Regions from separate parts of the Homo sapiens genome. Here regions 1 and 3 are each linked to region 2. A link is a loop called in an ENCODE intact Hi-C map of the cell type or tissue named here. Cell type or tissue: heart right ventricle. All regions are shown on one strand. Links, peaks and the distances in the headings refer to the core of each region. The heading gives the core; the rest is flanking DNA. Region 1 overlaps RMC1 (regulator of MON1-CCZ1). Region 2 holds the start of LAMA3 (laminin subunit alpha 3). Region 3 overlaps ANKRD29 (ankyrin repeat domain 29).

Region 1 (10,280 bases), core at 4,533-9,532, 170 kb before region 2:
CTGCAGTGCAGTGGCACCATCATGGCTCACTGTAATCTCAAACTCCTGGGCTCAAGCAATCCTCCTGCCTCAGTCTCCTGAGTAGGTGGGACTACAGGCATGTACCACCATGCCTGGCTAATTTTTCTTTTTATTATTTTATTTTATTTTATTTTATTTTTGAGACGGAGTTTCGCTCTTGTTGCCCAGGCTGGTGGAGTGCAATGGCGCGATCTCGGCTCACCGCAACCTCCGCCTCCCAGGTTCAAGCGATTCTCCTGTCTCAGCCTCGTGAGTAGATGGGATTACAGGCATGCATCACCATGCCCGGGTAATTTTGTATTTTTAGTAGAGACGGGATTTCTCCATGTTGAGACTGGTCTCGAACTCCCGACCTCAGGTGATCCACCCGCCTCGGCCTCCCAAAGTGCTGGGATTACAGGCGTGAGCCACTGCGCCCGGCCCTGGCTAATTTTTAAACTTTTTTGTAGAGACGAAGTCTTGCTATGTTGCCCAGGCTGGTGTCAAACTCCTAACCTCAACTCCTGCCTTGGCCACTCAGCTTTAGTCTCTTGCTGGGGATTTTATTCTTTTTTTTTTTTTTTATAATTGCAAGTAATAAATTAAAAAAAAAAAAAAGAAAAGAAAAAGGGCTTGGTGGCCCATGCCTGTAATTCCAGCTCTTTGGAAGGCCAAGGTGGGTGGATGGCTTGAGTCCAGGAGTCTGAGACCAGCCAGGCCAACATGATGAAATCCCATCTCTATAAAAAATACAAAATGTTAGTCAGGCATGGTGGTGTGCGCCTGTAGTCCCAGCTACTTGGGAGGCTGAAGTGGGAGGATTGCTTGAGCCTGGGAGGCAGGAGGTTGCAGTGAGCCAAGATCACAGCACTGCACTCCAGCCTGGATGACAGTGAGACCCCATCTCAAAAAAAAAAACAAAAACACAACAACATTAAAAAGTGGGCAAAGGCCAGGTACAGTGGCTCACACCTGTAATCCCAGCACTTTGGGAGACCGAGGTGGGCAGATCACCTGAGGTCAGGAGTTCGAGACCAGCATGGCCAACATGACGAAACCCTGTCTCTATTAAAAATACAAAAATTAGCCAGGTTGGTGGCAGGCACCTGTAATCCCAGCTACTAGGGAGGCTGAGGCCAGGGAATTGCTTGAACCTGGAAGGCGGAGCTTGTAGTGAGCTGAGATGGTGCCACTGCACTCCAGCCTGGGCAACAGAGCGAGACTCCGTCTCAAAAAAAAAAAAGTGGGCAAAGGACATGAGCAGACACTTTTTAAAAGAAGACACACATGCGACCAACAAACATAAAAGAGCTCAACATCACTGATCATTAGAGAAATGCAAATCAAAACCACAATGAGAAACTATCTCACACTAGTCAGCATAGCCATTATAAAAAAGTCAAAGAATAACAGATACTGGCAAGGTTGTGGAGAAAAGGGAACCCTTATGCACTATTGCTGGGAGTGTAAATTAGTTCAACCTTTGTGGAAAACAGTATGGCGATTCCTCAGAGAGCTAAAAGCAGAACTACTGTTTGACCTAGCAGCCCCATTACTGGGTGTAATATGCAGAGGAATATAAATTATTCTACCATAAAGGCACATGCACGTGAATGTTCATTGCAGCACTGTTCACAATGGCAAAGACATGGAATCATCCTAAATGCCCATCAGTGACAGATTGGATAAAGAAAATGTGGTACATATATACCATGGAATACTATGCAGCCATAAAAATGAACAAGATCATGTCTTTTGTGGGAACATGGATGGAGCTGGAGGCCATCATCCTTAGCAAACTAACACAGGAACAGAAAACCAAATACCACATGATCTCACTTCTAAGTGGGAGCTAAATGTAAGTTATGAATGCAAAGAAGGAAACAACAGACACGGGGGGCTACTTGAGCAGGGGAGGGTGGGAGGAGGGAGAGGAGCAGAAAAGATAACTATTGGGTACTGGACTTAATACCTGGGTGATGAAATAATCTGTACCACAAACCCCGTGACATGAGTTTACGTATGTAACAAACCTTCACATCTATCCCTGAACCTAAAAGTTAAAACAAAAAACATTCAAACATTGCAAGATATGTAATATGGAAAGCAAATGTTCCCTATAATCCCGATAAATAATTATTATGAACAGTTTGGTGCATATTCCTCTATTTTTAAAAATAAATACAAACTTCTTTTTAACAAAAAGGGGAATGTTGTATATAAACTTTTGCAGCTAGCTTTTTTTTTTTTTGTCCAAAGTGTATCTTGGACATCTTTCTATATTTTATTCTGACTGGGTAGTATTCCACTGTATGGATGGACTGCAGTTTAAAAATTTTCTTGTTATTGGACATTGGCTGGTTTTCCATTTTTTTGTGATTACAAATAACCCTTCAGTAACATGCTTGTACACACTTCTTTATATTAGAGGGAGAGTTGCAGTATAGGTACGAACATCTGAAAAGCTGAACCAGTATCGCCAAATTTCTTCTAGACATGTGTATTTTCACTAGCAATATAGGAACTTCTGCTTTTCATACCTTTAGGAGGACTGGATATTATCAGTCTATAGACATTTGCCAACCTGAGAGGTAGAAAGACTTTTTTTTTTTTTTTTTTTTCTGAGACAGAGTCTCACTCCGTCGCCCAGGCTGGAGTGCAATGGTGCGATCTCGGCTCACGGCAACCTCCACCTCCTGGGTTCAAGCAATTCTCCTGCCTCAGCCTCCCAAGTAGCTGGGTCTACAGGCGCCCAGCACCACGCCTGGCTAATTTTTGTATTTTTAGAAGAGGTGGGGTTTCACCATGTTGGCCAGGCTGGTCTTGAACCCCTGGCCTCAAATAATCCACCTATCTCGGCCCCCTAAAGTGCTGGGATTACAGGCGTGAGCCACCATGCCTGGCCGAAAGACATTTTAATTTGCATTTTACATTACTAGGGAAGTAAGCATCTTTTCATTTGTATATTGTCCATTTGTATTTTGTTAACTTCCTCTTAAAATTTTTTTATTTTGTAATAATTATTTTGAGACAGGATCTCTGTCACCCAGGCTGGAGTACAGTGGCACAATCACGGCTCACTGCAGCCTCGACCTCCTAGCCTCACGTAGTCCTCCCACCTCAGCTTCCTGAGTAGCTGGAACTACAGGTGTGTGCCAGCACGCCCAACTTAATTTTTTTTTCCTTTTTTTTTTTTTGTAGAGATGAGGTCTTGCTGTGTTGCCTAGACTGGTCTTGAACTCCTAGGTTCAAGCCATTCTTCTGCCTTGGCCTCCCAGAGTGCTGGGATTTATGGGCATGAGCCACTGTGTGTGGTCAAAAATATTTTTTTTACTGTGGTAAAAAAACATACAACATTTATTATCTTAACTGTTTTTAAGTGTTCAGTTCAGTAGTGTTAAGTATATTCATTCACATTGTTATGAAATAGCTCCAGAACTTTTTTCATCTTGTGAAACCAAAACTATCCAGTAAACAACTCCCCTTATCCCTTCCCTGCAGCCCCAGCAATCTCTATTTTACTTTCTGTTTCTATGAATTTGACTCCTTTTTTTTTAAGATGGAGTCTTGCTCTGTTGCCCAGGCTGGAGTGCAGTGGCGTGATCTCAGCTCACTGCAACCTCTGTCTCCTGGGTTCAGGCGATTCTCCTGTCTCAGCTTCCTGAATAGCTGGGATTACAGGTGTGCGCCACCACGCCTGGCTAATTTTTGTATTTTTGGTAGAGATGGGATTTCACCATGTTGGCCAAGCTGGTCTTGAACTCCTGACTTCAGGTGATCCACTCACCTCAGCCTCCCAAAGTGCTGGGATTACAGGCGTGAGCCACTGTGTCCGGCCGAATTTGATTACCTTTTATACTTCATATAAGTGAAATTATACAGTATTTGTCCCTTTGTGACTGGCTTATTTCATCTACCATAATTTCCTACAGGTTCCCCCATGCCATAGCATGTGATAGGGTTTCCTTTTTAAGACTGATAATACCGCACTGAGCGTATACACCACATTTTGCTTATCCATTCATCTGTTGAGGGACATTTGGGTTGCTTCTGCCTCTTGGCCATTGTGAATAGTGCTGCTGTCAATACAGGTATGCAGATACCGCTTCAAGATCCCGTTTTCAGTTCTTTTAGATTTATACCCAGAGTGAGATTGCTGGAGCAGATGGTAGTTCTGTTTCTGAATATTTTAGGGAACCGCTATACTGTTTTCCATAGCAGTTACACCATTTTGCAATCCCTCCAAGTGTACAAGGGTCCCAGTTTCTCCATATCCTCACCAACACTTGCTGTTTTGTTTTGTTTTGTTTTTGATACTAGCCATCTTAATTGTGGTTTTGATTTGCGCTCTTTGTTGATTAGTGATGTTGAGCACTTTTGTGTGTGTGTTTTGGCCACTTTGTGTATCATCTTTGGAGAAATGACTAATTCGGGTCATTGTGCCTATTTTTAAAATCAAATTACTATTATTTGTTGAATTGTAGTTCTTTATATATTCTGATATTAACACCTTCTTAGAGATACAATTTGCAAGTATTTTCTCCGAATCCGGAGGTTGCCTTTCCACTCTGTGGATTGTGTCCTTTGATGTACCTGCCTGTTTCTTTTCATCTGTTCCAGCTTCCTGACCTATTAAGCATGCTTCTGAGATCTCTAAGGGGAACTAATTTAGAGGGTGTTAAGAGTTCTTTCAGGTTTTAATTTTGTTGACCTAATGAAAGTCATATAATTTAGAATGTATGGTTAGAGAAAATACACCTGTGTGTTAATGCCATGGTGCTTTGCTGTAAGGCCATCATCGAAATCTTAGTAATGACTGGCTGGGCACGGTGGCTCATGCCTGTAATCCTAGCACTTTGGGAGGCCGAGGTGGGCGATCATCTGAGGTCAGGAGTTCGAGACCAGCCTGGCCGCCATGGCGAAACCCCGTCTCTATTAAACTCCATCTTTACTAAGTGCCGTCTCTACTGTCTCAAAATAAAAATACAAAAATTAGCTGGGTGTGGTGGTGGGCGCCTATAATCCCAGTTACTTGGGAGGCTGAGGCAGAAGAATCCCTTGAACGTGGGAGGTGGAGGTTGCGGTGAGCCGAGATTGTGCCACTGCACTCCAGCCTGGGCAACAAGAGTGAAACTCCGTCTCAAAAAAAAAAAAAATTTGTAATGACCAATAGGAGAACTTTAAACAAACTTTAGACAAATTCCATACACACAGAAATAGAATTTTGTACATGTGATTGCATGGGAAGGATGGCTTGCTTTCTGGGGGAGTTCCCTATGGTAATCATTTAAAAGTCTGTCTTTCTGTTCTCTGCAGTGGGAAAGTATACCTTAAGGTTACCTAGATGGCTTCAGATCTTCAAGAAAAAAGTTAAAAAGAAAGAAGACTCTAGCACATCCTAATTATTATAGTTCTTAAGAAGCTTACGGCTCCTGCCCCTGACTTGCGCAGCAGTTCTTCAGTGCAGTGTACCATGAGCATTAATGTCTTGGGGGCTCTGTACAGTGTTCTGTAATATCGGAATATTTAGGGTACATTGAAAATGTGCCTGGATTATAAAGTACTGCATTTGTATGGAGTCTTATGAACACATCTGCTAGAAGAAGGGAGCTCCTCCCAGGCCCAGTGTAGACTGGAGTCGAGGTGGAGGCCAAGCAGAAGGCAGATCTGCCATGGTCTGGGAGGTGGCCGAGTTAACACATGGGGTCCTGGAGGTGTCAGTTTCTTTTGGCCGTTTCCTGGATGAGGAGAAATTTGTTGTAAATTGCTCTTAGGTGTATCCATGTGCTCCACATGCCCAGGCATGTGGAGGCACAGATAAGGATTTTGGAGGGAAACAGCCTACCCAGGCTATAATTGCTTTGTTAAGGGGCAGGTTCCCTAATCCACTCTTGGAGCCTTGTTTCTCATCTGGCTAATAGGGCCAGTGATGCCTGCCTCTCAGTCGTGGCAAAGAGTAAATGAGTTAGGAGGCTCTGTAAAGCACCAAGCATAGGGCTGGTTAAGTAGTAGCTGTAATAAGTACAAGTGAGAATGTTCATTTCACTTAGTGGGTTTCTTCTGCTTTTTATTCTCAGAGCGCACTGTAAGGATCTTCTGACAGTTTGCTGTTATTGATTTATTTATTAATTGAGACTGAATCTCGCTCTGTCACTCACGCTGGAGTGTGATGGTGCAATCTTGACTCACTGCAACCTCTGCCTCCTGGGTTCATTCAAGCAATTCTTGTGCCTCAGCCTTCTGAGTAGCTGGAATTACAGGCATGTGCCACCACGCCTGGCTAATTTTTGTATTTTTAGTAGAGATGGGGTTTTACCATTTTGTCCAGGCTGGTCTCGAACTCCTGACCTCAGGTGATCCGCCCACCTTAGCCTCCCAAAGTGCTGGGATTAGTTTGCCGTTTTTTAAATGAAGATCCTGTTTCTTAAACTCTGCTTCAGGTATTACCAGAGAAACGGAGTCTGAAACTCTTGAAGAGCCACAATCTCAATGTGAATTGGTACATGTACTGCCCCGAGAGCGCCGTGATCTTGCTGTCTACCACGGTCCTGGAGAATGTCCTGCAGCCTTTTCACTTTAGGGTAAGAGGAAGCCTCCCCTGAAAAAAACACCTTTCCCCAGTTGTCCCCTGTTCCTGTAGCATCCTAATGTGTCAGGCACGTTAGGGACAGGTTCCTCTAGCCGTAACGTCACCGCTCTGACCACTAGAGGGCACTCTGTATACCCGTCAGCTCCTGGAGCCATTCATTCTATGCTGGGCAGACAGGCTGTGAGAGGACATGGGGGACGGTGGAAAGGATCCAAAGACGAAGTCTGTGTTTATCCTTGTTGGTTTTACACAGGGAATGATGAAACATTGAAGGGGTTTAATAAGCTTTTCCTAAAACATTTTCCCCCTAAACAGGCTGGCACTATGTCGAAGCTGCCCAAATTTGAGATTGAATTACCAGCTGCGCCTAAGTCAACTAAACCCAGCCTTTCCGAAAGAGACATCGCAATGGCTACCATGTATGTCCGTGTCAGAGAGAATTCCATCCTGTGATTGCTTTCAGTAATATAAATAATAGAAGGAGTGTGTTACAAGCACCACGTGATGCCCTGACCCCTAGAACACATAAGGAGGACTCCCCTTGTTCTGGGTATTCAGTGTATAGGTCCTGTGAACATAGAAAACCTGCAGTGTTTTTGGCATTCCTTTTTGATTTTTATCAGCTTTGTGATGCTAAGGAATTCCTTTACCTTTCTAGCCTGATAAAACAAGAACATTGAACCAATTTATTTCTTAGTATCTTTGTTTTAGAATTTCTTCTTCTTTTTTTTTTTTTTTCGAGACAGAGTCTTGTTCTGTCCCCTAGGCTGGAGTGCAGTGGTGCAGTGTCGGCTCACTGCAGCCTCCACCTCCCAGGCTCAAACGATTCTTCTGCTTCAGCCTCCCAAGTAGCTGGGATTACAAGTGTGCGTCACCTCGCCCGGCTAGTCTTTGTATTTTTGGTAGAGACAGGGCTTCACCATGTTGGCCAGGCTGGTCTCGAACTCCTGACCTCAAGTGATCCACCTGCCTTGGCTTCCCAAAGTGCTGGGATTACAGGCATGAGCCACTGTGCCTGGCCAAGTTTATTTTTTTTAAAAGCTCAGTTAAATAATAATTGTTCTAAATAAGAAAATAGATTAAGATTTTATGTAACAGACATGGAACTAAATTACGTATATATAGAGGTATATTTTCTTTTACTTTTTTTTTTTGTTTGTTTTTGTGATGGAGTCTTGCTCTGTTGCCAGGCTGGAGTACAGTGGCACGATCTTGGCTCACTGCAACCTCCGCCTCCCAGGTTCAAGCGATTCTCCTGCCTCAGCCTCCCGAGTAGCTGGGACTACAGGTGCGTGCCACCATGCCCAACTAATTTTTGTATTTTTAGTAGAGACAGGGTTTCACCATGTTGGCCAGGGTGGTCTCGGTCTCTTGACCTCTTGATCTGCCCTCCTCAGCCTCCCAAAGTGTTGGGATTACAGGCGTGAGCCACCACGCCTGGCAGTACGGAGGTATATTTTCATTTGAAAAAGTGGATATCTCAGTTTTTAAATTTGTAATGAAAATTTTAAACACACAATAGAGACTAATAAAAAAGAACCCCTGTATGCCTGTATCTGATTCGACAATAGTCAAAATTTTGCTTCTAAGTTACTTCTGATTCTTCTGTGGCCTAAAACAGTGGCCCAAACTTTCAAACTTTATGGTAGTTAGTATAATGTTCTTTCATTTCTTCTTCCTTTTTTTTTAAACGTACTCTTCTGTGGCATTCCTGTTTATTTTTAAATTTTTTTTGGAGAGTGTCGCTCTGTTGCCCAGGCTGGAGTGCAGTGTTACAATCTCAGCTCACCACAACCTCCGCCTTCTAGGTTCAAGTGATTTTCCTGCCACAGTCTCCCAAGTAGCTGGGACTACAGGCGCATGCCACCACATCTGGATAATTTTTGTATTTTCTGAAGAGATGGAGTTTCACCATGTTGCCCAGGCTGGTCTTGAACTCCTGGGCTCGGGTGATCCTCCCGCCTCATCCTCCCAAAGTGCTGGGTTTATAGGCATGAGCCGCCGTGCCCAGCCAGCATTCCTGTTTAGACAATAGATAAAGTGAGAGCAGTCCTGGCTGAAGTGGAGGTGGGGACCTGTTCCCTCCCACCTTGGTCTCCTCCTTGTCCCTGGGCAGGCCCAGCACAGAGTTTACCACTGGACTAGAATATGCATTCAGGAACTGTTCACAGCAACATTTATTAGATGGCACTTAAATAGAAAAGGCTGAGCATGGTGGCACACACCTGTAATACCAGTGACTGGGGAGGCCAAGGCAGGGGGATCGCCTTGAGGCCAGGAGTTCAAGACCAGCCCGGGCAACATAGTGAGACCCTGTTTCTACAAAAAAATTTAAAAATTAGCCAGGCACGGTGGCACGTGCATGTAGTCCTAGCTACTGGGGAGGCTGAGGTGAGGGAAGATCGCCAAAGCCTAGGAGGTGGAGGTTGCAGTGAGCTGTGGTTGCACCACTGCATTCCAGCCTGGGTGACAGAGGGAGACCCTGTCTCTGAAAAATGAAAAAAAAAAATAGTGATTATATTTTCCTGTTATTAAGGAATATACATTCATTATACAAAACTTGGAAAACAGAGAAGAAAATGAACTTAGCATATCACTCAAGTATAACTATTACATGTGTTTCTTTCCAATCATTTTAGACTCTATGCTTAGGTTTGGGGTTTTCTTTTAAAATATTATGATCAAGCTGTGTTTAGTGTGTGTTCTCTTTTCCACTTAACTTTATAATAGGCTTTGAGTAACTGCATGTTTCTTTGTAAACACTTGTTGGCAGCAAAATACTCCATTAAGTGAATATCTTATAATTTACTTAACCGTGATGCCATTTAGAACAAAGGAATTTTGAATGGCCAGATGTGATTTATGTCTGTTTGTTCCCTAATTAGATACGGGCAGCTGTATGTTCTCTTCTTGAGGCATCATTCTCGGACCTCCAACAGCACAGGAGCGGAGGTGGTCCTCTATCATCTACCACGGTAGATTTCATGCTTTGTTTTCCCTCTCTCTCTGATTTTAAAATGTGAACTGCAGCTTGTTGATCTGTTTTTTGCTTTCTATCCTACAGAGAAGGTGCCTGTAAAAAGATGCACATATTGAAGTTAAATAGGACGGGAAAGTTTGCCCTGAACGTGGTGGACAACCTGGTAGTCGTGCATCATCAGGATACAGAGGTACAAGCTGTCTGCGTTTCTACCAAAGTTAAGGTTGCTTAAAAGCCTTGTGAAAATTGGTGGCTGGGCACGGTGGATCACGCCTGTAATCCCAGCACTTTGGGAGGCCAAGGCGGACAGATTGCTTGAGCCCAGGAGTTCGAGACCAGCCTGAGCAGCATGGCAAAACCCCACCTATATAAAAAATACAAAAATTAGCCGGGCGTGGTAGTGCACGCCTATAGTCCCAGCTACTTGTGGGGCTAAGGCTGGAGGATGGCTTGAGCCCAGGAGGTCGGGGCTTCAGTGAGTGGAGATCGCGCCACTGCACTCCAGCCTGGGTGATGGAGCAAGATCCTGTCTCCGAAAAAAAAAAAAAATTGGCAAAATGTCTGAATAAGACTAGAAAGTGCATTTTTATGCTAAGAGTTTTGGTCTTCCAGATGGAAATGGGTTTGGTAGTCTCAAGTAGTTTAGAAAAAAGTGATTGTGTCAGTTGATTAAAGATAATTCAAAACTATTTCAGAAACTAACGCTTGAGA
Region 2 (10,232 bases), core at 5,233-10,232:
AGAGCTATCTACCAGGGAGTGCCCTAACAGGAGGTACCATTGTCAAGGTTCTGACGAAAGCTAGAATCTGCTTGCAGTGAGCAGAAACACTTGATATAATCAGGCTGAGAATTCTACTCTGGTTTGGTTAACACTGGGGTTTCTGAGCTCAGAAGATAAACCAGACAGAGGCCATGGGCCAAGTGAGTATCCTTACTTTACAAGAAGTCCTTAGATCAGGGGACCTGGAACAGGGAGGTCCACACTTTAGAGAGGTGGAGATGTCCTATAATCCCAGGCAGGCACATAGCTGGGTTCTGGATACCATCTCATGGTAATGAGGGCTGAGCAACTGAACAAGTCCTTAACCTTGACTGTCTTGTCTGGAAACAAAAGTGGGTGATCTTAGATTTGTGTTTCCTGATACCCAAGGGTCTAGGGGTAATTCTCAGTTTTCAAAATGATTAATAGAAACCTTGCCTTTATTTAGAGTCTGACAACATAGGCTAAAGCAAGCACACTATCTTCACTCTGAACTGGAATGATTTCAGCTCTGTGTGGTCATGGTAATTGTTTGATGTTAACCAAAAGCCTACATTTGCACAGTTAGGTAGATATTTAATAACATAGAAAAATGCTTGTTGAGAAATACACTTGGTGAAACTTTCTTTTTTATTTTTGGAGATGGACTCACGCTCTGTCACCTAGGCTGGAGTACAGTGGCGCAATCTAGGCTCACTGCATCCTCCGCCTCCTGGGTTCAAGCAATTCTCCTGCCTCAGCCTCCCGAGTAGCTGGGACAACAGGTGCATGCCACCACACCCAGCTAATTTTTTGTATTTTTAGTAGAGATGGGGTTTCACCGTGTTGCCCAGGCTGGTCTCGAACTCCTGAGCTCAGGCAACCCACCCTCCTTGGTCTCCCAAAGTGCTTGGATTACAGACATGAACCACTGTAGAAGAGTAACAAAAGATTTTTTTTTTTCTTGGATGGTAGAATTGCAGGATTCCAAAAGATGCTTTCCATCTTGGGTTTGCAATGATGGTAACAAATTGGGTGGCAGAACTTTACTCGTTGCCTAGTTTCCTCTGGTTTTCGACGTGCCTCACCAGGTGTGTGTCATTATAAGTAGAAATGCCTTTAGTCTTTTGGTTTTGTTTGTATTCTTTTGGTTGCTGTTAGTGATCCACACACTGCTATTGGCTTAGATGATGTTATTGTTTTCTCTGTTAAATGATGATGACAGGTCAATTTCTGCAAACTGATTGATTATTAAGTGAAACCAAGCCAGTAACAAGTCACAGTTTAACCATGCAATTTAAAAGAGAATAGAAATAATAAGCAGGACCCAGGGCTTCTGATCCCAGTTCATATTCCTAGGAGAACTGGAGAGGAGAGAAGGGAAGAGCTGCCATATTGGGGAGCGAGTGAAAAAGGAGGAGAAAACCTATGTTTTGATTAAGAGGAAGAATAGCCATGAGTATGTTAGGTCAATCACTCTATTAAAGGGACATTACTGCATTTGTTATGCCGTTGTAAGACACTGAGTTTATTACCCATGCATGTCTAGGTTCTTGGCTCTAAGGACATTCTTTTTAACAACAGCATGCATGGCAAGTTCCACTTCCATCTTAAGATTTGAAGGATGTAGCTCTGCATGAATCACTTCTGAAGTATTGGGAGGTCAGCCAAACCCCAATTCACTCTTGTTAGTTTGAGTTTGTTTGCACCCAACAATGCACGTATGTCCCACCCACCCTTCCAGGGCGAAGTAAACCTCTTGTGCTTGGGACACATCTGTAGCCTTCACACCACAGATGGGCCTCACCCAGGTGTTTTCCTTTTGTCCTCTCAGAGTCCTCCTAGAAGCATAACTGGAAATCAGATGTCTTGGGTCCAGCTGATTATTCCTGTTTTTCTTAAAATATGGGCAAGTCATTTAATTCCTTTAAGCATTCTCTTTCTATATTAAAACATGACAGCCCCAGCCAGGTGCAGTGGCTCATGCCTGTAATCCCAGCATTTTAGGAGGCCAAGGCAGGTAGATCGCTTGAGTCCAAGAGTTTGAGACTGGCCTGGGTAGCATGGCAAAACCATATCTCTACCAAAAATACAAAAAAGTAGCTGGGTGTGGTGGTGCACACCTGCAGTACCAGCTACTTGGGAGGCTGAGGCCAGAGGAGCACTTGAGTAGGGGAGGTGGACGTTGCAGGGAGCTGAGATTGCACCACCGCACTCCAGCCTGGAGAGTGGAGTGAGACCCTATCTCAAAAACAACAACAATAAAAACAAAAACATGACAGCCCCATTTTGCCTTAAAAATGTGTGTCCTTATATTTGCTGCTTTAATGTCTCAAACCACTTGCTCATAACATTCCTTCATTTAAACTTCAGAACAGCCTTCCTCCTCCCACCCACCAAAGTGTCCTCATTCTCATTACTCATCTTTATATCTCTGGCATCCAGGACTGTGGAGCGTAGTTGTTTCCTGGATGTTTGGTTTAGACATTTAATCTTCAGAGAGATGACTTTACTAGCAAATATTAACTTTAGATATGAAGCTTTTATTTGATCATCTTTATAGCTGTTCTCGGTGGGCAAATACACTTAATGTACCTTGACATCGCAAAGTTATTTTTAAACTGCAATGACAACATGAAGTCAATGATATCACTTACCCTCTGACTAGGGAATGCAATAAAACACATTAAAGAGAAATATTGTCATTGTACAGTGCAATAAATTTGTATATCATGCTGTTAAGTGTTGCCGTTTATAGCAAAATATGAAGCCCTGTAAGGACAAAGCCTTGATTTGAATCCAGGGATGGTTGTAGCTGCTGCCGAGGTTTCTGATAGCATCAGAACATCTCAGCAAAAGGACTTGGCAGTGTGGAAGAGTTACTGGCCAGGGCAGAAAACAACTTTTTAAATTTAGACTTTGCTTTCACTTTTACATGTTAATAAAATAGTTTTGGAATCTTAGCCATTTGTTGAATGCTTTCCTTCAAATAATCTTGTCTGAGAGGACTTTAAAAAGTACATAAAATCTTTCTCACTTTTTTTTTTTTTTTGAGTCGGAGTCTGGCTTTGTTGGCCAGGCTGGAGTGCAGTGGTGGGATCTCTGCTCACCGCAAGCTCCGCCTCCCGGGTTCTGGCCATTCTCCTGCATCAGCCTCCCAAGTAGCTGGGACTACAGGCGCCTGCCACCACGCCTGGCTAATTTTTTGTATTTTTAGTAGAGACGGGGTTTCACCATGTTAGCCAGGATGGTCTAGATCTCCTGACCTCGTGATCCGCCCGCCTAGGCCTCCCAAAGCGCTGGGGTTACAGGCATGAGCCACAGCGCCCAGCCCTTTCTCGCTTTTTATCAATCTTCTTTCATCAATTTAGGTAGGACCATATCACTTAGGGCAGGACTATTAGAGTCAGTGCTGGGTACTCATTCAGTTGATTTAATAGAATATTTTGAAAGTTTTTATTAGGACAAAAGCAATATAGTTTCATTCTTGGAGAAATTAAAAAATATAAGCAAGCAAAAAGAAGAAAATAAACAAACAAACAAAAAATCCCCTCTCTCCATCCTATCTAGCCACTTGAATATCCTATTGTAAAGCTTTCAAAAATTCTGGCCAGGCGCAGTGGCTCATGCCTATAATCCCAGCATTTTGGGAGGTCAAGATGGATGGATTGCTGGACCTCAGGAGTTTGAGACTGGCCTGGGCAACATGGCAAAATCCCATCTCTACAAAAAAAAAAAAAAAAAAAAATAATAATAATAATAATAAAGAAAATTATCCAGGCATGGTGGCACATGCCTGTAGTCCCAGCTACTTGGGAGGCTGAGGTGAGAGGATCACTTGAGCACCACAGGTTGACACTGCTGTGAGCCATGATTATGCCACTGCACTCCAGCCTGGGAAACAGAGTGATACCTTGTCTCAAAAAAAAAAAATTATTTGTCTGCTTTCACACACACGCATACACACACACACACACATTCATATACAGTTCTTTTTTTTTTTTTTGAGACGGAGTTTCGCTCTTGTCACCCAGGCTGAAGTGCAGTGGTGCGATCTCAGCTCACTGCAACCTCTGCCTCCCGGGTTCAAGCGATTCTCCTGCCTCAGCCTCCCCAGTAGCTGAGATTACAGTCATGTGCCACCATGCTCGACTAATTTTTGTAGTTTTAGCAGAGACAGGGTTTCACCATGTTCGCCAGGCTGGTCTCGAACTCCTGACCTCTGGTGATTCACCCGCCTCACCTCCCAAAGTGTTGGGATTACAGGCGTAAGCCCCCACACCTGGCCACATTTCTTATGTTTAGTAGATATTTCAGTTCTGCAAAAATCCATAATAACAGCTTTAAGATATAATTTATATACCATAAATTCATAAAGTGCACCATTCAGTGGTTTTAGTATATTCACACAATTGGTGATGTGATAGTGGTGATGCATAGCGTGATGGTTATCATCACCACTATCTAATTCCAGAACATTTTTATCACTCCAAAAAGAAACCCCATAGCCAATAGCAGTCACTCCCCATACAATATGTGGTCTTTTTTGTCTGACTTCTTTCACCTACCATAACGTTTTCAAGGTTCTTCCATGTTGTAAGCATGGATCAGAACTTCATTTCTTTTTATGTGTGACAGATATTCCATTGTATGGATATACTACATTTTGTCTATCCATTCATCAGTTGGGGAACATTAGGTTGTATTCATTTTTTTATTATATGACTAACGCTGCTATAAACATTTATGTACAAGTTTTTGTGTGGATATATATTTTCAGTTCTCTTGAGTATGTTCTTAGGATTGGAATTGCCAGATCACATGGTCATGTTATGTTTAAGTTTTTGAGGAATTGCCAAAGTGTCTGCACCATTTTACATTCCCATCAGTAATCTGTGAGGGTTCCAACTTCTCCACATCCTCACAAATACTTGTTATTATCTATCTTTTTGATTATAACTATCCCAGTGTGTGTGAAGTAGTATCTCATTGTGGTTTTGGTTTGCATTTTCCTGATGGCTAATGATGTTGAGCGTCTTCCATGGTCATGCTTATCGACCATTTTTATATTTGCCCACTACTTTTTAAAAAATGGTTGAGTTGTAAGAGTTTATTCTGGATATGAATTTCTAATTAGATATATGGTTTGCAAATATTTTCTTCTATCTTGCGGATTGTCTTCTACTTTCTTTTTTTTTTTTTTTTTGAGATGGATTCTCAGTTTCCCAGGCTAGAGTGCAGTGGCACAATCTCAGCTCACTGCAACTTCTGCCTCCTGGGTTCAAGTGATTCTCCTGCCTCGGCCTCCCTAGTAGCTGGGATTTCAGGTGTGCACCACCATGCCCAGCTAATTTTTGTATTTTTAGTAGAAAATTTCATCATGTTGGCCAGGCTGGTCTTGAACTCCTAACCTCAGGCGATCAACCCATCTTGGCCTCCCAAAGTGCTGGGATTACAGGCATGAGCCACTGTGCCTGGCCATCTTTCGCTTTCTTGAGGGTGCCTTGGAAGCACAAAAGTTTTAAAATTTGGTAAGTTTCAATTTATCTTTGTGTGTGTGTGTGTGTGTGTTTTGAGACAGATTTTTGCTCTGTTGCCCAGGTTGGAGTGTAGTGCCATGATCTTGGCTCACTGCAACCTCCGCTTCCCGGGTTCAAGTGATTCTCCTGCCTTGGCCTCTGGAGTAGCTGGGATTACAGGCACATGCCACCATGCCTGGCTAAGTTTTGTATTTTTAGTAGATACAGGGTTTCACCATTTTCCCCAGGCTAGTCTTGAACTCCTGACCTCAGGTGATCCACCCACCTCGGCCTCCCAAAGTACTAGGATTACAGGCATGAGCCACCGTGCCCGGCCCAATTTATATTTTTCTTTTGTTGCTTGCGCTTTTGATATCATAGCTAAGACAGCATTGCTAATCCAAAGTCATGAAGATTTTCTCCTGTGTTTTTCCCTTAGAATTTTATAGTTTTAGCTTTATAGTTTAGCTCTCTAAATGTAAAATTTAGAGATCTTAAATCCATTTTGAGTTAATTTTTGCATATAGTATGAGGTGGGGATCCTACTAGATTATTTTGGGATGTCCAGTTTTCCCAGCAGCGTTTATTAAAAATATTATTCTTTTCCCATTGAATAGTCTTGGCACCCTGTTGAAAATCCAGTGACCATAAATGTAACGGTTTATTTCTGAGCTCTCAATTCTATTCCATTGATCTATGTTTATCGTTATGTCGGTACTACACTGTCTTGATTACTGTAGTTTTGTATTAAGTTTTAAAACTAGGAAGCGTGAGTCCACTGACTTCATTCTTTCTCAGAATCGTTTTGGATTTTCTAGGTCTCTTGCATTTCCACATGAATTTTAGGATCAGCTTGTCAATTTCTGAAAAAAAAAAAAGTCGGGATTTTGATCCCTATCAAAATCCATTGTGTTGAATTGTAGGTTGCTTTAGGAAATATTGCCATCTTCACAATATTGTCTCCTAATCCATGAACATGGGAGGCTTTTCCACTCATTTAGGTCTTTTAACATTTCTTTCAAAGAGGTTTTGCAATTTTTATTGTACAAATATTGCATTCCTCTAATTTCTTCGAGGGCCTATGTGGGTTCTGTTTTAGTAGGGTGTTCTGCATATAAGACCAAGCATCAGTCCGGGGTCGTGGGGGGAGGGGGTCTTCTCTGTTCTGAGGCCATCATGGCAGGTGGCGTACCTCACTCAATCTCTGTTAGCTTATTTGTAAAATTGAGCAGATTAGGCATCTAAAGGATTTCCTCTAAGGTTCCTTTCCAGGTTGGCAAATTACAACTTGCATTATTGGCTGTCTTTTAAATATGTACGTTCCACCACTCCCAGTTCCCTGGCTCAGCCTGTGGCTGCAGTGCCACAGGGATCCTAGGTGCACAGTGTTGAGGAGTTGACGACTCAACACTTGGCTGGGAAATCGAAATGTCTTTGATGTGAGTTCTGTAGGTAGTGGCAGTTTCCTCTGCTCTCAACCAAATTCGTTTACAAGCCTCCTTTACTCTTAGGTCACAGGTGGCTTTTCTGGCTTTGACCTGAGCGGTGAGTATCCAGAGAGGAGAACGATCTAATTAATTTCTGTCCTGGCGCCTGGAGGGTTCGAAGATCCCAGGCTCCCGTTCCCGCCGCCTGGGTGGGAGCCCGGGAACGCCTCTCCCATTCCCCGCCCGCGAAGTTTGCAGCGCGCCTCGCGCGGGAGAGACGCCGTCTGCTGGCGCGCGGCTGAGCGCTGTCAGTTCCTGATCCGGCTGGTGCCCGCTCCAGCCGCGGCAGGTTCCAGAGCTGAGAGGCCACCCCCACGCCGCGGGCTTCCAGCGCGTGGAGCAAGGGGAGCGGCCCCGGCGCCGCCCATATCCCCGGCTGCGCTAGTCCTGGCGCTGCAGGTCCGGGAGGCGCAGGCGGAGAGCGGCGGTGCCCCCGAGCCCCTCTGCGGACGGCTCAGGCGGGAGGACCCCGCGCGGCTGGATGGCGGCGGCCGCGCGGCCTCGGGGTCGGGCACTGGGGCCAGTACTGCCGCCGACGCCGCTGCTCCTGCTGGTACTGCGGGTGCTGCCAGCCTGCGGGGCGACCGCTCGGGATCCCGGGGCCGCGGCCGGGCTCAGCCTTCACCCGACTTACTTCAACCTGGCCGAGGCGGCGAGGATTTGGGCCACCGCCACCTGCGGGGAGAGGGGACCCGGCGAGGGGAGGCCCCAGCCCGAGCTCTACTGCAAGTTGGTCGGGGGCCCCACCGCCCCAGGCAGCGGCCACACCATCCAGGTGAGGGCCTCGGAGAGAGCCGGGGTGGGCGCGCCTTTTCCTTCCCGCGCCGGCCAGACACCCGGAGAAGGGATCGGGCCCTTTCCTCACGCGCGCTAGTGGCTCCGGGCGACTGGGAAGGGCAGCCCCCATCCCCGCGCGCGAGGGCCCACGACCCAGGAGCGATCTCGTGGAAGCACCGCACCGGCACCACCGGCCCGAGGCGAGGAGGGGGAGCACGCGAGGTGACATGAGGCTGTGGTCAGGTTCGGGCTGGTGGAGGGGAAAGTGTGAGGCTGCGCTCTAAGAGATGCAGGCGCCTCGGCCCTTCCCGCCTCCGTCACCCACGGAGCGTCCCGCCAGGCTTGAGTCCTCGAGGGTTCAGGGGCGCCTCCTGCCCCACCTCCCGGGCCTTATTCGGAGAAGTCGGTGGCAATTACCTTCTGTGGTGTATTTTAAGAGAGAATTTTTAGGTTATAACAGCGGTATCACTCTAATGTTACTGAAAAGATTCACTTCACTGCACTGCCTGAAGTGCCACCATCCAGTCATTGGGGGCGAATGAGACCTTAGGCGGACAGAGATAGAAAGGCTCTCAGAGATCCGAGCCTCACCGCGAACACCCGGGGCAAACGACATTGCGGTGCATGTTAAGCAGCATCTTGCAGTGCCTGGCCCTTACTCACAGGTCTCAGCCAGGCAAGAGTGCAGTGGTGCGATCACGGCTCACGGCAGCCTCGAACTCCTGGGCTCAAGGGATCCTCCCGCCTCAGCCTTGGGCGTAGCTGGGACTACAGGCGTGCCCCCCCGTGCCTGGCAATTTTTTTTTTTTTTTTTTGAGACAGAGTCTCGCACTGTCGCCGGGGCTGAAATGCAATGGTGCGATCTCGGCTCACTGCAACCTCAGGCCTGGCAATTATTTATTTATTTATTTATTTATTTATTTATTTATTTATTTATTTATTTTTCTGTAGAGACAGAGTCTGGCTATTTTGCCCAAGCTGGTCTCAAACTCTTAGCCTCAAGCTGTCCTTCTGTCTTGACCTCCCAAAGGGGCAGGAGAATTTGAATCCAGTCCTGACTTCAAATCCTGGACACTAAGCCCAAATTGCCTCCTTCTTCTGCAAAGTATTGTTGAGGAACAGGAAGTGGGAAGAGGGAGCGATTTTGGAGCTTGGGTTCTAAAAGAGCAAGGTTATCATTGGGTGTCTAGATTAGTGTTTTAGAAACTCTTTTGACCATGCACTTCCATAAATGACAAGTTGTTGAACATCTAGTGCCATATGTGCTTATTTACTTATAAACTACATGCATGTATTATATTGATATGTGTTGTGCATATTTTAAAACATGCAAAAACAGAAATCTAAAAGACAAAATAACAATGATGAAAATATTTTTACCATATTTATATATTATCTATATTATAAAACATGCAAGAAAAGAAACTAAAAATATAAAATAACAATGATGAAAATACTTTTAACAGTCCTCAAATAATTTTGCTTTCTCTATTTTATGATTGTGTGTTTATAAACACACAAATATGCAAATATAATTGTGTGTATAATTATTTTTGAGAAATTTAGTTTAGCTCTTATAACAATTCAGTTTTTAATTTAATTTTATTTTTGAGACAGGGTCTCACTCTATTACCCAGGCTGGAGTGCAGTGGTGCTATCTTGGCTCACTGCAACCTCCACCTCCCAGGCCCAGGTAATCCTCCCACTTCAGCCTGCCAAGTAGCTGGGACTATAGGCACATGCCACCATGCGTGGCTAATTTTTGTATCTTTTGTAGAGACAAGGTTTTGCCATGTTGGCCAGACTGGTCTTGAACCCCTGGGCTCAAGCGATCTGCCCACCTTGGCCTCCCAAAGTGCTGGGATTACAGGCATGAGCCACTGCACCCGGCCTGATTTTATGTTATACTTGATTTTAGTGGTTGTTATAGCTGAAAAGATACCTAAAAAAATATGTAGATTCAAATGGAAGAACTGCATTGACCAGTCACATAATTTACAGAGTTCAGTGCAAAGTGGAAATGTAGAACCCCTTGTTAAAAAATTATTTTAAATATCAAGATGGTGACAGCACAGCATTGAAGTAAGCGAGGGGCCCTTCGAAGTGAGAGGCCCCAAGTGACTGTACACGTCTTTTGCTGTCTAAGCTACTAAATCATGGTACTATAGCTCTAGCTCTGCCCCATCCTTCGGTTAGCCTAAAAATTTTTAGAAGTAGAAACTTGGCCGGTAATTGTTCACTTCCAAGTTGTATTCAGCATTCCTAGTAGAAAGGTATTACGTTTTAATGTTTTGTATTGTTTTGTTTTTGAGACGAAGTCTCTCTCGTCTCTCCCAGGTTGGAGTGCAGTGGCACGGTCTCAGCTCACTGCAACCTCCGCCTCCTGGGTTCAAGCTATTCTTCTGCCTCAGCCTCCCGAGTAGCTGGGATTACAGGCGCCTGCCACCAC
Region 3 (10,280 bases), core at 3,488-8,487, 63 kb before region 2:
CACAGTGCCCTGACTTCCTGAGTAGATACAATGGCCAGGCCAGCAGAGAATGGCGAGACCAGCTGCAACCCTGGGGTGTAAGAGTGCAGGACGCTTGTGGACCAGCACAAGGGCCACGCATGAGGCTCTCCACCCCCATCTCAATGCCAGGATGATAGTCTGACTCTTAGGTCCCTTCGGAGAGAAAGGCAGGAGGGAGCAGGATCCAGAATGGGCTAAAGGTAACCTCTGAGGTAATTATGGTAATATGCCCCAAGAGACTGTTTTAGCCAGATAAGACTGAATTACCCATCGGGGGAAGGGGGGCTGAAGAGCAAAATGATTCAGTTATAGAATATAAAGTTACATTTTCTGCTGCAGTGTGTAATTTCAACCTTAGCCTACTAGCAGAAGCAGGCACAAGATTGTTGCCCACTGCTGTCCCAGGAAAGGGAGAGAGGATGAAGACATCTGAGCTGGGTCGGGGAAGCTGGTGACTTGGGAGCCCAGGAGGATCTGGGGGTGCTGAAGAGCAGTCACAGGATGTTGGGACCTGTCTTGGGAGAGACAGTGGAAGAGGTGCTGAAACAAAGGATAGAGGGAAGTGGAAGACACTTTAACTTACTTCATAATTTTTCCAGGGTCCTCTTGGTGGAAATATTCTTGAATCTAAATATTATCATGAGCAATTTGTACTTTAATTTGTACTTTAGTTTAAAAGCACTTCCATATTCTTTATTTGATTTTCCCAATTCAGGATTTAATTAATCAATAATTCAAGCAACCAATAATGATAATTATTATTTGAGACAGGACTCTGTTACCTAGACTGGAGTACAGTGGCATGATCAAGGCTCACTGTAGCCTCAACATCCTGGGCTCAAATGACCCTCCTATCTCAGCCTTCCTAGTAGCTGAGACTACAGGTGTGCACCACCATGCCCAGCTAATTTTTTTTTCTTTTTTTCTTTTTGTAGAGATGGGGCCTTGCTTTGTTGCCTAAGTTGTTCTTGAACTCTTGGCCTCCAGCAATCCTCCCACCTCAGCCTCCCAAAGTGCTGAGATTACAGGTGTGAGCCCAGCCTTCTAAGTCTCAAGCAGAGTGCTAAAAATAAGTCCTGGAGAAGAGACATGGAGGTTTCCATACGACTGCAGTGCCATCATAAAGTATGGACAAAAATGCACAAAATCAAACAGGTGGGAGGGCTGCTGCATGGGGAATGAGGGCTCAGTGTCCTGGATAGAGTGCTATCTGATCCAGGTCTTGAAGAAGGACCAGGATTTTGCTAGGTGTGAGAAAGGGGAAGGGTCGTTTGAAGGAGAAGGAAAAGCAGCTACAGTCACAGTGGCTTGGACAGGCATGGCTCCTTCATGCAGGGTGGGAAATCTAGCTGCTGTAGCCAGAGGGGTGCGGGTGGGACCCTGGAAGGCAGGAGGGGAGTGTGGGTCCAAGCTGGTGCCAATACTAATGCGCTTCTCCCTCCGTGCCTGCTCTGGGTCTGTTTTGTTCTTTGTCACTCTCTCCACCAGAGGGCGGGCAGGGAGAGGCAGCCAGCTGTCTATTCAATGTGCTTTTCAATGGCTTGGTCATTATTAGTAAACTTGTATTAACAATTGAAACTAATATGTGGGAAAGTGCTAAAAGGTGCTATATTGTGAAAAATTATCTATCTATCTACCTACCTACCTACCTATCATGGAGTCTTGCTCTGTTGCCCAGGCTGGAGTGCAGTGGTGCCATCTCAGATCACTGCAACCTCCACCACCCAGATTCCAGAGATCCTCCTGCCTCAGCCTCCCGAGAGGCTGAGACTACAGGCATGCACCACCACACCCGGCTAATTTTTGTATTTTAAGTAGAGACGGGGTTTCACCATGTTGGCCAGGCTGGTCTCAAACTCCTGACCTCAAGTGATCCACCCGCCTTGGTCTCCCACAGTGCTGGGATTACAAGCATGAGCCACTGTGCCTGGCCAAAAAATTATTATTATCAATTTAGAACATCAATGATAACACTCATCAAATATATCATCTTAATTGGAATAGTCATGGGAGGTGGAAAAAGCAATCAGTTCTTCCTGGCTGTAAGACCTTAGGCAAATCATCTCAGCCTGAGTGAGTGTCCTCTTAGGAAAAATTATTAGCTTCGCAGAGATAAGTGAGAAAACATATACAAAGGTGGTGAGCATGAGCACTGGCTCACAGATGCTTAGGAAATGTTAATTGCATCTGAGTAGTATTTATCATGAGAAACAATACGCCCCTTAATTTGTACTTTTGTTCACAAAATACTTCCATATGCTTTTTAATTTGATTCTTCCATCGACCCTGTGAGATAACTGACTGTGAGCAGGTAGGAATGAGTGGGAAAATGAGATTTGGGGGCCGCCTGTGTATTTCATTACTAGTCATTACATCTCCAAATCTGATTTTGGAGCCCAGGGAGTTGCATGTGAGTTAGAGCATTATTGTCAAATCAGATTACCTATCAGTTGATTATTTAGTTTATGAATTAGGAGAGGTTTTCCTCTTTTGTACACCTTAATTTCTGTTTTCTCTTATTTTTTCCTTCTGGTATAATGGTTAGAGCCTTCATTTTCATCATGAAAATGATGGGGTGCAGTGGCTCACACCTGTAATCCCAGCACTTTGGGGGGCCAAGGCGGGAGGATGGCTTGAGCCCAGGAGTTCAAGATCAGCCTCAGCAACACAGTGAGGCCCCCATCTCTATAAAAAAAAGAACAATGATTTCATATGTTTTTTTTTTTTGAGACGGAGTCTTGCTCTGTCGCCCAGGCTGGAGTGCAGTGGCACAATCTTGGCTCACTGCAAGCTCCGCCTCCCGGGTTCACGCCATTCTCCTGCCTCAGCCTCCCGAGTAGCTGGGACTACAGGTGCCCACCACCACGCCCGGCTAATTTTTTTTTATTTTTAGTAGAGATGGGGTTTCACCGTGTTAGGCAGGTTGGTCTCGATCTCCTGATCTTGTAATCTGCCCGCCTCGGCCTCCCAAAGTGCTGGGATTACAGGTGTTAGCCACCGCGTCTGGCGATTTTATATATTTTTTTAAATTAAACATATAAAAATAATTTTGAAAATGATGAAAAGTAAGTCAATTTAGCTCCTTTTTGTAGAGTTTTGGAATGTACCAAAATGTGAAAAAACATTTAAAAATATTCAAATAGGCTTTTGAATACTTCCATATACTTTGATATTTTTAATACTTTGATATTAAATCAAAGAAATCATTGTGAAGTTATAACCTCTACAGCACTTTTTTTAAAAAGGTAATGGCCAGGCATGGTGGTTCACACCTGTAATCCCAGCACTTTGGGAGGCCGAGGTGGGGCAAATCACTTGAGGCCTGGAGTTTGAGACTAGCCTGGCCAATATGGCAAAACTCTGTCTCAACTAAAAATACAAAAGTTAGCCGGGTGTGGTGGTGCATGCCTGTAGTCCCAGCAACTCAGGATTCTGAGGCAGGAGAATCACTTGAGCCCGGGAGGCAGATGTTGCAGTGAGCCAAGATCATGCCTCTGCACTCCAGCCTGGGCGACAGAGTGAGACTCCATCTCAAAAAAAAAAAAAAAAAAAAAAAAAAAAAAAAAAGGTAATAGAACATTTAGCCTGAAGAAGAATGAGATTCATGGGGTTATGATAGCTGTCTTTTACTATGTGTGTGTATATCAAGTAGAAAAGGATTTAGACCAATTTTTCAGACCAAGTGATAGAAAGAAGACAGATGGGTGAAAGCTGCATGGAGACTTGGGGTCAATGTATAAAAGTTTAATGAGTGTTGGCTAAGACCAAAGAAACTGATCAGAGAGGAGTGAGTTCTCCATGCCTAGAGGTGTTCAACAGTAGCTGATTATCATAGAAAGGATTCGAGTACCGATGGATGGCTAAATAGAGTGAGTTTTATAGTTTCCTCCAACTCTGTTATTCCCTCATTTCATTCGAGATCACTTTTACAGCCAGATCACAGCATGAGATGGAGTATATGACACAACCTGTATTAGAGACTAACCTTGTATGGTCTTATGTAGGCTCCTGAGAGTATTTGGAAAAAAGAACTAAAACCATCCTCTTCTGTGGGAATGAGTATCTGAAGCGGCACTAGCTCTTTGCTTCTACGATTTCCAGCCGTCACACTTGGGTTACTTCTACCTACAGGGTTAGGCCAGTCAGAAAGTCTTGGGGACCAATTCTATTTGAAGTTGGGAGTCCAAGAGCTGTGAGGAATCCTGCCCGTGGCAGAGGGAGTTCAATATTGAGATAATTTTCTTACCCACCCTACCCTGCCCTGGAGCCTATTTCTTATGATTGTCCCTTGCACCGTGTGCCTGGCCCAGCAAATGGGTCTGTAAGAGATTTTACCAGATGCTGCATTGCCCATGGTCTGACTCTATCCTCCCCAGTCAAGGGTGATGGGACTGAGGATAGGCAGGCCAGCCAGTCACTGTGGCCTGGTGCACAAAGATGAGCTGTGACAATGACATGGCTATTCCCAGAGGTTGGCAGTCTGATCCATAAACCTGGGGACCACATACAAGATAAGTAAGCAGACAAAACTGGTAAAAAAAGAAAGGAGTGGGGAGAAACAGAGATATGAAGAGACTTTGAGATGACAGAGAACACACGACTCACTAGAGAAAGTGCAGCCTTGATTTCTGATGGGTTTTCTGTTCCAATGAGGCCTGGTTGGAATAGGAATGATAATAACAGCAATACCTAACATTGCACTGGGTGTGTATCAGCTACTGCATTAAGAGTTTTGCAGGGATTATTTTATTTAATTATCACAGTAGTCCTAAAATACTGAGACTCAGGGACAGTAGGCAACCTGCTAAGGTCACACAGTTAATAAGCAAAATGGGGCCTCTGTTTCATTTTAAGATATCTATATCCCCATAATTTCCAAGCTGCTCTCCACCCAAAAAATCTGGGTCTGCTCCCTAGCTGCCTCTTACAGTCTTCCTGGGGCTTATGCTTATGAGTCTGGGCCCTATATCTGGAGCCTTCTTCTAACTCTCAGGCACTGATCACTAAATGCTGCAGGCTTCCAGACCTGCTCTGCACCAGCCATGGGGATCTTCTGGCAGTCGATACACTTTTTCTGAGTGTGTACCATGTGCAAACGAAACAAGACAGAGTCCCTGCCCTTGCCAAGCAGCAAGGACTTCCTATGGCTGTCTGTTCCCATTTCCAAACCCCCAGGATTCTACGCTAATCTTTTGGCTCCTTCTCCCACTGCCATTGATGGATTCACCCCTCTAAGCTTCCGACCTGGGAGAACGTTTAATTTCTGGGTCCAGCTACTCTGTGTACAAGTCAAGGCTTCTGTTAGGAGATGGCACTTTATTAGATGACTTTTCCTCCAGCCTTCAAAGAAATACTGTTTAGCACATGAAAAAGACTAGATAGAGATGAGTTAACTGACTAACCTCAGCTCTGGGTTAACAGGATCAGACCTTTGCATTCTATTAAAGTATTGTTTTAATAAGGTGGGTGAGTGGAGTTGGGAAAATATATGTCGAGGCATTTGGTTAATAGAAAAATAGAAATAGCCACTCAGCTAGTGATTAAAAAGGTCTGACTCATAGCAACTCAACTTGGTGAGGACACGTGGAAAGAAATGAAAATGAATTGTTAGAGTGAAATCTATATTTCAATGATCTCTGTGACTCTTGACCTTTTGGCTTAGGACAATATGGAAGGAAAATATTTTTTGAAGTTTCAAATCAAGAACATAGTCTTCCTACTGTCTGGCTATGACTAGATTTGGGATTATGATTCCTCATCCCAAAGTACTAAAAAGGTCTTCATTTAGTTCTCAGTGATAGAGTTACAAAGAAAAGTCATCCCACTACCGTTCAGATTCCCTGAAGCTCATATCAAATGTCAGCTGAGTAATTTCAATGTAACTTTGTCAACATCCTGTTACAGGATACCGTAATAAAATGGTAGGGCTTCATAGAATGTCAGTGCAACAATTACAAATCAGATTTAGCCAAAAGTATTAGGAAATTAAACCAGGCAGGTATTCCTGTCCTCATTTTGTAAATTCAAGGATTTTCCAATAATGACTCAATGTGTCAGCTGAGATTTCAGAATAAAACATTGGTTTCCAAATGCTCTACCTATAGAATATAGGTAGGCCATGTGCAGGCCATGTGCAGGCATGGCACTGTTTTCTTGGAACATAATAAATATGCAGAGTTTACACTTTCAGAGAAGACGGAACTTGAGCTAGTCTGACCTGGATAGATAACAACCTCTAATTATAAGCTCACAGTAGGTAATAAAAATTATTATGATTTGAGGGCACAATGGGGTGAGTGTACTCTGTAAAAAGGAAAAATTCCATTGCCTTTTTTCCCCAAAGCAATTCTTATTTTATAAGACACCCTTTTCCTGAATAACAATTCTTTTAGGGCTGAACTCAAAATAATTCAAAACAATTTCATTAGATGCAGTCTTTAGAAGTTGTAGCACTTGCTCCTTGACCAGAGGGTGGATCCCTGCACTCAAAGACTAGGTCATCCACTTTGACCAGGTTATCCTAACTCTTGAGGAAGAAAAAACAGCTATGGCGTGTTGTGGCTACTGCTGCAATGTTGGTTTACTCTTTAACTTCTTGGCTTCAACATCACGGCATGACTCATTTTAGGTTTAAGTGGGCATGGCTCATGCAACATTTGAAATATAATCTCTTATATCGACTTGGTTTTTTACAAGCAGTACTTTAGGCATATAAAGAATAAAATTCAAAGTGCCAGAAATTATTTTGGAAGGATGTACTAATAGAGAGACTTGATAATCTTGATAACCTCACATTCTAAATTCACAGTGGTATCTTCAATAATGGCCCCCAAATCAAACTTAGGCAATCTAAAAATAACCAATTCCTTTTACTAATTTTAGTAAAATGAATCATCTGATTCAGAATCAATCAACAATAACAAAATAAGAAGGACCAATACGAAAATATTAAACTCCAGTCCTCGAAAGTCAACTCTAGCAGGACGAAAGTAAAAGTTTTTTTGAAACTGCTTCCTTTCCCAGGAGTATTCCTGGGGCCACCTAAGAATAACTTTACAATTCTAAAAATATAACCTTACATTGATACATTACATTGATTACAATGTCTGGCACATGGTAAGTACTCAAGAAATATTGATTGAATGTTGAATAAAACAATTATTTAAAATGTGGGCATTTGAAGAGATCATCAGGCTCATGCTGCTCAGCCTCCTAATTTTCAATGATGAAAGTCAGGCCCAGAGAGGTTGATTCACTTGTTCAAAACCACACAGCTCAAATTATTGGCAGAGATGGATTGAGAACTTGGGATTCCTGACCTCAAAACCACTTTGCTTTCCTGACTTCAAACCACTCTGCCCAAAGGCTCTTTATTTTTCTCAGGCTCCTTATGTGCTTGGGCTTCTAAAGACCAGAGAAACCTGTGTCCAAGAGCTCAGACCAACCTTAAAGTTCTCATAGCTATTCATTATGTGAACACAGAGAGGCATTCCTGTATCAGGTCATAGTACAGTGGAGATGTGCCTGGGTATGAAATCAGCTTGACTTTTTCCTAGGAAACTACCTTTATAGTAATGTTTCCTTAATTCGAAATGTTTTGTTAAAAATAAATTAATCTGGTGCCAGGCATGGTGGCTCACACTTGTAACCCCAGCACTTTGGGAGCCCAAGGTGTGTGGATCACTTGAGGCCAGGAGTTCGAGACCAGCCTGGGCAACATGGCTCTCTACCAAAATGTATCTCTACTAAAAATACAAAAATTAGCTGGGCATGGTGGCATGCACCTGTAATCCTAGCTATTTGGGAGGCTGAGGCACAAGAACCCAGGAGGCGAAGGTTACAATGGGTCGAGATCATGCCACCACACTCCAGCCTGGATGACAGAGCAAGACGCTGTCTCAAAAAAAAAAAAAAAAAAAGTTAATCTGGACAAAAATAGTACCTACACAAGAGAAGCTAATTATAATACTGTACATTTGGAAGGTTCTTCACTGTTTATAAAGTGCTGCCTGTATAATCTTGCATTTCTGTTCTTTTTTCTTCTTTTTAAAAATCATTACTCTTTTTTTGAGACAGAGTCTTGTTCTATTGCCAAGACTGGAGTGCAGAGGCGCGATCTCGGCTCATTGCAACTTCTGCTTCCCAGGTTCAAGTGATTCTCCTGCCTCAGCCTCCCAAGTAGCTGGGATTACAGGCATGCGCCACCGCGCCTGGCTAATTTTTGTATTTTTAGTAGAGACGGGGTTTCATCATGTTGGCCAGGCTGGCCTCAAACTCCTGGCCTCAAGTGATCCTCCTGCCTCGGCCTCCCAGGGTGCTGGGATTATAGGCATGAGCCACCACTCCCAGACTACATTTCTGTTCTTTTACTTTCAGTTAATTGAATTGCTAGCTGTTAGCTTGCTGTTGGTAAATGAAGTCTCAACAGCATAACAATTGTGAGAGATGAAGGTGCAGAACCTCCTAATGATTCCAACGGCATGGGCTCCTCTTTGGCTTGGTGGAAGAAGTGGTGGGCAGGTAGTAAGGCAGCATTATCAGCAGGGGCCAGGCTACTTGGCCCACATCTGTTTACCTATGTCCCAGGCCAGCCTGCACTCATTAGATCAGTGCAGCCATAATTTGTTTGCACAGGAGGTGGCAGAGTGTGTACTTGTGTACTTGACCTCAGACATCAAATACTTAAGTTTTGAAAGTACTGAACTGTGATGTCAGCTTGGTTTCATAGGCTTTCAGGCCAGCTCAGAGCATAGAACAGGAGATACCCTAATCAAAGATTAACTTTTCATCACAGAAGCAGAAGGGTTTAAAGGATGCCTTGAGCTTACTGGTTATCTCAGGTATGTGCTGCCAGCGGACACCCAGCCCTCCCTGCCCCATGCGCCATGTGCTCGGGCAAATGTCAACAGTGGACATTACCTGCCTTGGCTGGTTGACTTTTGCTCCTGAAGCCAGCAGTAATCGAATAACATCCAAGTAACCACCTTGGGCAGCTAGGAAGAGGGCAGTGGCTCCATCCTGAGAGAGAACAAATTAAAAGCATTAAAAACATTATCTTTCACACTTATTTTAAAAGAAATTAGGGCGGGTGCAGTGGCTCATGCCTGTAATCACAGCACTTTGGGAGGCCTAGGTAGGTGAATCCAGGAGATAGAGACCAGCCTGGCCAATATGGTGAAATCCCGTCTCTGCTAAAAACACAAAAATTAGGCTGGGCACGGCGGCTCACGCCTGTAATCCTAGCACTTTGGGAGGCCGAGGCAGGTGGATCACCTGACATCCGGAGTTCGAGACCAGCCTGGCCAACAGGGCGATACCCCATCTCTACTAAAAATACAAAATAATTAGCCAGGCGTGGTGGCGGGCACCTATAATCCCAGCTACTCCGGAGGCTGAGGCAGGAGAATCGCTTGCACCTGGAGGCAGAGGTTGCAGTGAGCTGAGATCGCGCCACTTCATTCCAGCCTGGGCAAAAGAGCAAAACTCCTCCTCAAAAAACAAAAAATCAAAAAACAAAAAACAAATAAAAATACAAAAATTAGCCAGGTGTGGTGCTGCATACCTGTAATCCCAGGTACTCGGGAGGCTGAGGCAGAAGAATCTCTTGAACCCAGGAGGTGGAGGTTACAGTGAGCCAAGATTGCATCACTGCATTCCAGCCTGGGCAACAGAGTGAGACTCTGTCTCAAAATAAATAAAATAAAATAAATTAGATTTAAAATATACACATTTAATATAATTTTCCATCTCCATCTCTTTGTAGGTTTCCACCTTTTTGTCAATGAAGAGCCAAATGTTAGATATACAAATCCCCCAAACCTCATTTTTAAAAAATTTATTTTTAATATATTTTTAAATTTCTAAAAATTCTTTTTTTTTTTAATTAGCTGGGCGAGGTGGCATGTGCTTATAGTCCCAGCTACTTGGGGGCACTGAGGCAGGAGGATCACTTGAGCCTGGGAAGTTGAGGTTACAGTGAGCCATGTTTGGGCCATTGCACTCCAGGCTTAGGGAACAAAGTGAGACCCTGTCTCAAAAAAAAAAAAAAAGAAAAAAAAGAAAAAAAAATTGAGAGTAAAAGGTGTCCTTTTAATTAGATCTTTCCTACCCTTTTCTCTTTCTTGTCCCCTTATCCTTGTTCCCCCAACATGAGGGTTCTGCAAGAATTAAGATACAATATGCAGCTGGGTACGATGGCATACACCTGTGGTCCCAACTACTCAAGAGGCTGAGGCAGGGGGATTGCTTGAGCCCAGGAG

The links. Hi-C counts contacts between places; a loop is a spot of excess contacts. Peaks named below come from ENCODE experiments on the same cell type or tissue, not always from the same donor. Only the 100,000 strongest peaks of a DNase experiment are listed, where the experiment ranks them.
Region 1: it touches region 2 in a loop (2.9-fold over the local background); 35 of 110 quality-filtered maps call a loop at or near these places.
Region 3: it touches region 2 in a loop (4-fold over the local background); 81 of 110 quality-filtered maps call a loop at or near these places.

The regions. Positions count from the first base shown.
Region 1 is chr18:23,509,416-23,519,695 of GRCh38, forward strand. It overlaps RMC1 (regulator of MON1-CCZ1), which reads left to right. Exons shown (of 20, transcript NM_013326.5): 6 at 6,441-6,581; 7 at 6,905-7,008; 8 at 9,475-9,564; 9 at 9,654-9,759. It also overlaps a transcript of NPC1 not described here. Among named protein-coding and RNA genes, the nearest start is that of RMC1, 11 kb to the left of the region's middle. RefSeq lists an enhancer at 9,464-10,280. In heart right ventricle, for the core only: a CTCF peak has its summit at 6,708 (motif pointing right); a DNase peak (open chromatin) is centred at 6,706.
Region 2 is chr18:23,682,197-23,692,428 of GRCh38, forward strand. LAMA3 (laminin subunit alpha 3) reads left to right here and starts at 7,257. Exons shown (of 75, transcript NM_198129.4): 1 at 7,257-7,781. The coding sequence starts at 7,488. RefSeq lists an enhancer at 6,616-7,165. In heart right ventricle, for the core only: a CTCF peak has its summit at 7,237; DNase peaks (open chromatin) are centred at 7,225 and 7,688; H3K4me3 peaks cover 2,399 bases; H3K27ac peaks cover 1,550 bases; H3K27me3 peaks cover 1,038 bases.
Region 3 is chr18:23,620,913-23,631,192 of GRCh38, forward strand. It overlaps ANKRD29 (ankyrin repeat domain 29), which reads right to left. Exons shown (of 10, transcript NM_173505.4): 6 at 8,941-9,039. Among named protein-coding and RNA genes, the nearest start is that of ANKRD29, 37 kb to the right of the region's middle. In heart right ventricle, for the core only: no CTCF peak of the experiment used is centred there; no DNase peak of the experiment used is centred there; H3K27ac peaks cover 1,348 bases.